Regions from separate parts of the Mus musculus genome. Here region 1 is linked to region 2. Evidence: chromatin contacts called from ENCODE Hi-C or POLR2A ChIA-PET data. All regions are on one chromosome and are shown on one strand. The core of a region is the stretch at or near the end of the contact, and the rest is flanking DNA. Distances in the headings are between cores, read along the strand shown. Region 1 overlaps Arid5b (AT rich interactive domain 5B (MRF1-like)). Region 2 overlaps Arid5b (AT rich interactive domain 5B (MRF1-like)).

The links. A loop is a pair of places that touch in the nucleus more often than their neighbours do. ChIA-PET counts read pairs that join two places held with the same protein, here RNA polymerase II (POLR2A).
Region 1: a loop to region 2 is called in a map of regulatory T cell, with 2.7 times the contacts of the local background. The contact joins two enhancer-like sites. A Hi-C loop is called at or near these places in 1 of 37 maps with a recorded cell type or tissue (regulatory T cell). POLR2A ChIA-PET finds 5 or more read pairs at or near these places in 5 of 5 experiments (Patski and embryonic stem cell).

Annotation. Positions count from the first base shown.
Region 1 is chr10:68,248,131-68,250,913 of GRCm38, forward strand. All of the region lies in intron 2 of Arid5b (AT rich interactive domain 5B (MRF1-like)), which reads right to left. Among named protein-coding and RNA genes, the nearest start is that of Arid5b, 29 kb to the right of the region's middle. Within about 2 kb of position 1,466, at least 1 of the 3 ENCODE cell types and tissues checked has a DNase peak (open chromatin) inside an H3K27ac peak, as active enhancers do.
Region 2 is chr10:68,190,644-68,193,700 of GRCm38, forward strand. The region is part of intron 3 of Arid5b (AT rich interactive domain 5B (MRF1-like)); the gene reads right to left. All of the region lies in intron 1 of Gm51770 (a long non-coding RNA gene), which reads left to right. Among named protein-coding and RNA genes, the nearest start is that of Gm51770, 41 kb to the left of the region's middle. Within about 2 kb of position 1,633, at least 3 of the 3 ENCODE cell types and tissues checked have a DNase peak (open chromatin) inside an H3K27ac peak, as active enhancers do.

The DNA.
Region 1 (2,783 bases), core at 216-2,715, 57 kb after region 2:
CTATTACATGATGATTATGAAATGTCAGAATTAAAAAAAAATCCAGGCTGGGTATTGTTTCAAAGCATATGGGGACAGCTTCTGGGATGGAGGAGGGAGCATACCAGGGAAAGCATTTAGAATGTTCTGGAAAATAATTAAGTATCATGGTATATTAGTCTCCACATGAACACAAATGGAATTTGGCAACATTTTGACCAAATAAGGCTTCCTAGAATAGACAACTTTGGAGATGAGTGTTATTCTCAAATAGATCAAATGATTATTATCATTTCAATTACCAGTTGCTTCAGATCTTTTCCGAGAAACGACATGACTAGACCTGGCTGGAGTACAGCAGCCGCCGAACAAATAGTTTATTAACCAAGAGAAAAATACAATCCTTATGATGTCATTAATGAATAAACTTGTCTTTCAAGATTATCTCTCTAGATTCGCCCTGGACTCTCCCTTCACTCACTTAGACACACATACACACACACACACACACACACACACACACACACAGAGGCAGGGGCAGGAATTCACACAGACATATAAATCAAAAACCTGGCTTGGGGTTAATTGTGAACACAGCCTTCCTTGTGTTTTACTGTGGATTTAGAGAGAGGGCATCTCTTCACCATTGTTAAAAGTGAGGAAATCTGATAAGAGCTGGAAACAGCACACAACTCTCTGAAACAAAACGACCCACGTGTATGTGAAAAATGTGTCGGGAAGCCTTCCTCTGAGCACACAATGGCATCTGTCACATGTTCATACTTATTATTCTGAGTCAGGGCTGACTAACTTTCTCATAGTGCCCGTTCTTGGGCAAGTCTCTCTGTGTCTATGAAAAGAATTCCAATAAGCTCATGCCATGATTCCATGAGCTCTCAGCAAACTGAGAATTAGTGCTGAATAAATACTGAATAAATATCCCCGATTCACTCACAGACAACGCAGAAGGATCACAAAGAAATACACGTTGTTATTTTGTTAATGGACCCTGACTTTTCAATTAACCCAGAGTTTAATCAATAGCTATGTAGGACATGTTAAGACGCTCACTAGCTCCTTTTCCTCTTCACCATTGCTTTAAACTGTTTCCGTAATTAGGATTTGATTTCTACCACTGTACAAAAAAAAAAAAAAAAAAAAAACAAAAAAACAAAAAAAACAGTTCACTGGAGCACGAATTCTCTAAGTCAGAAAAGATAATCCAGGCCAGAAGTCACAAAGCAGCCAACCCCCAAGGCCCTTCCGCATGTGATAAAGGTTGGAAAATTTACACACAACACAAAAACCTAGACTTCAATCTTTTCTTATAAAACAAAACAAGGAAGGAGATGAAAAAAAAAAAAAAAAAAAAAGGAACAAGCAAGACCAAAACCAGCAACTGAAACCACCAGAAAGCAAACAGCACATGCTTTCTTTCTTTCTTTCAAGATGTGAAATCCCCTCTAGGCTAAGAGTTTCATCCAGGTCAGGTCCCTAGCCTGCTCGGTTGGGTGCTGACACCAGCTATTTCAGTGGACTCATCTTGATTTGATCCATCTCCTTTTGTGTACCCGACGAGGGCCCCGAAGGACAGTGACACACCCTAGTGCTGAGTCACTACCAGGCTCCGATGGCAATCTAGGATTCCTATGTAGGTGACTTTGCAGCCTGGGTGCCGGGGTTCAAATCCCAGGCCTGGACTTTGTTGCTATGAAACAGGAAGCAACTTCTCTAACCTTCTTGGGCTGCAACTATTTGACAGGTATTTTCTTTAAAAGGATTATGATATCAGCTGCAGGCTACAGTCATGGCTAGGATTCACTGGGTCGGCACAAAAGGTTTATCAGAGTTAGCCATGTGCTGCCTTTATGTTTTCTAGAGTGTGATACGCTGCGATGGATTTAGATGATTCTCAGAAAAACACAGACACACACACACACACACACAATCACACACACACACATCTGCAGGAGTGTATGTACCCACCTACAATGCATGTATCATTGGAAACAAGGGGTAAGGACATAAAGAATGTCAATGAGGCTCACTTATGTATTGATTAATGGCAAAGTCAAGGGATATGTGTGCATGTATATTATGTGTGTAGGCATATTATATATGTGTACACAACAGATACAATTAAGGAAAATGTATTACATATATCACATAATTCCTGGCTTAACTATTTTGTGGTTATTTGAATGACTGGAAACAGAGTTTATTTTTTCTAGTTGTATGAAATATAGAGAGTTGCTTCTTTAAATAAATTTAATTTTTAAAAAGGATCAATTTGAACCAAGTCATGGAGCAAAACCAGAGGACATGTGGACACAGGAAAAAAAAAAAAAAAACCCAAGACAGGAAGACAGGATAGTTAGAAGACGACTAAAATACAGCTCAGTCCATTGTAGCTGAGATTCTCAAAGGACAGTCCAGGAGTCCTTGGGAACGCCTGGATCACTCCAGGGGATACACAAGGCCCAATCAAAAATCAAAATTCATGAAGTTACTATTGGATTTTTTTTCACTCATCCTCCATCAAGAGCACAGAAGGGTTTTCCTGAGCCCTCAGCTCACGGCAGGCACCGCGTTGGAGTGAGGATGGAAGCAGGTACCAGATTTCACACTACGAAGCTAGACAGTAAAGAGATTTACAGAATCTATACGACTGTGTAGCCATTCTCATTAATCTATTAGTACTTGAGAATGTATTTCATCACCTATGACTTCCATGAAAATGTTACATGTTCACAAAGTTCTTCACCAACCCTTATAGCCACCGATACTGTTATTGCCAGACAAGA
Region 2 (3,057 bases), core at 383-2,882:
AGACAAACAAAGTGTTCTCAGAACAATGATTTTCTTTCAACCACACCCACATCAGACAAGAAACTTCGGAACTAACCGTACAGAGTATTTTTCTAGAACATTCTAGTTCCTTGGGTTAAATACACATTTTTTTTTACTTGATTTTTATTCAGTAGAATATAATCTGCCTAAAGGAAAACAAGAAAAAGAAAAAGACTGGTACTCAAGATTGGCACTGTAAACAATGGTTATGATAGTCTATTAAAATGTCATCCCACTTCTTGGGTCCTCCTCCCCAGCCAAAAATGTGAACATGCTTAGCTTTAAATTAAATATTCAAAGGGAATAAGAGTTCCACAATGACTAAACCTCATTTCAACTTCAATAAAGAGAACTTTAACTTGGCCTATTAAAAGTTAATACCTAAAGTACAGATCTTGTAATGCTCCACTGAAATGGCTCTAATCCCGTGCTTATGTCATAATTACACGTTTTGTTAACCTCTCTCAATGTCATTTTTTTTCACTTATTTATATATATTTTTCAAACTCCCAAATGGAATTCCACAGAGAAACTGTAATTATAATCCGAAACTCCACCTCGACTTGTCAAACAGTAGCTGTACACCATGGCTCTCATGGCGTGTGTGTGTGTGTGTGTGTGTGTGTGTGTGTGTGTGTGTGTGTGTGTGTCTCTCTCGGGGAGCAGGGGTGGTGGTGGGGGGAGTGAGGGCGGGGTGTGGAAGGGAGGTGGGAGGAGGGGAGGGGGAGGGGCGGGGCGAGCATTCATCCTGTGAGTTGCTCAGATTGTCTTTGTATAAAGAGATGCATGAAATGTCAAGTACAATAAATTACTGGAGCGTAGAGTTTCAAATATCCATAATGCTTTTCCCTCTTCTCTCTCTCTCTCTCTCTCTCTCTCTCTCTTAATAGTTAATGGTGGCCAAATGTGCAGGAGGTTGAAAACATCCATTCTAGAGGAGAGAAATTTGCTTTCATCTCTTACATAATATTGCAGAAACATAATTTTATCCTCCTGGCAGGGGTGGGGGTGGGGGTTGTTTAGGAAACATCACCCTGTATGTTTACCAAAAATCACCGTCTAACATCAGAAAGCCTGAAACCAAAAAAAAAAAAAAACTTCATAAAACCCTTCACACTAGTACTTTATAGAAGCTTGGTGGAAAAAATATGCATGTCCTTTCCTGTGCCTAATTACCTCAACTGAAAATTCTGCCAAGTATTTCGCCCTTTCGTTCTCGTAATCGTATTAGGGCAAATGCGTCTGGAGGCCAACAGAAACAAACATTTAAAGATTTTTTTTTTTCACTTAAAAGATTCCAAATCTGTATGGAGCCTTGGTTTGAAACACAATGTCCTTCGGGTTTGCTTCACAGACAACCTACAGTTTCCTTTCTTTGGTCCCCTCCCCCAAGCAGAGATGAATTTGCTAGAGTTACAAAAAAAAAAAAAAAAAAAAAACCACCGATGTCTACTTTTGAAACAATTTAAGCAACATCATGTCAATAGGAAGGGCTTGCCCAGTGATCTATGCAGCCTGCAGTCCCTTTCCGACAGGAGACATTCCTTTCTGAAACCTTTATACTTTTTGCCTGCTCCTAGCAACCAACTAAAGGCAAGCCCTCAACTTTGCGTACCTGGCAGCCGTCCAGCCCTTACTGCAATTGACAATTACACCGTTTCCATTTAATTGCGGTTCTGTTGTGACAGAATATTTGTCATAATTAGGCATTTCCTATCTCCTGTCCATTCGTCTTTGATTATTACCGAACATGATTTTTTTTTTTTAATTTCAGAAAACCCAAGCACAAAAATCCTACAGATAAGGGTAGCTACAGCTGCTACTATCATTACCAACATTGTAACATGCAGGGTGGAGAGCAAAAAAAAAAAAAAAAGAATATAATTTCTCGGAAGGTAATTTTCCTTTCAGTGTTAAGTGCTTTTTATTCATCTTACAGTTACTCAATGACTTCCTGTTCTAATTACAAGACATTATACAGAAAAGACATTTGTAAAAGGGGGAAAAATATGCAGGCAGGCTATGTGACTAAATAGCCAGAATTCGTTGAACCGTTTTAAAATTCCAAAGTCGTCCATCAACTTTATCAGTTCCTGGTTGTGGCTATGTGTTGATGTGGGGTGCCCTCAGTGTGTTTCCAAATCTCTCTCAAGGCTTCAGAGTTAGTTCTCCCAGTCCAGACACATCAAAGGACAAAACACATTTGCAGCAAAACCATAGTTGAGGGAGGAAGAGGTTTTTGTTTTTTGTTTAACCCCCCCTCACCTCCCCGCCCATCAGAGCTGTTTTACTGGAGGCAGGCCAAGACATGTAGTGGAAAATATTAATAATAAAAACAAATTAAATGTCTGATTAAAAGGGACCAAGAGCAAGATTCTATCAGGAATAGAAATGAAAAGGCCACAAACGATTTCAGGAAAACAGTGTGTGACGTAAATGATACATCAGGCTTGGACTGTTGTGGTTATTTTGAGAATGGCTGCTGGTACTGTAAGTCAGCTGACCTGCCTGTAACCATTTTGTAATTCTCCACACAGTGAGTGAGTGGGGCAGCCTGCCTGAGATTGCTGAGACAGAAAACAGACCCAGGCCCACAGAACTGGCAATAAAAATATAATGTACTTTTAACATAACAGAACAAGGAGATTGGCTTTATTAACTAAGAAAACGACTTTAAATGGTCCCTAGCTTGCCATTTGTTTTGATAAATGGAAAAACAGATCTTCCCAGGGTAGGCAACAAAAACATCACTGGAAAAGTTTTTAAAAAAAGAAAAGAAAAGAAAAAAGAAAGAAAGAAAGAAAAGAATACATGATTGCAAATGGAACAAAGAACATTTTAACTACATAACCCAGGATTGTAGCCAGCTGCATCAAAAGACATAGCTTAAACAGACACACAAACATAAAATTAGGTATTGCTATGTGAATATCAGCTTTTTACCCTGGACACTGCTTCGTCTCTCTAGAAAGAAAACAACATCACAAAGCTAAATTCAAACCAAATGCAGACATCACTCTTAAGTAGCAAATGAAG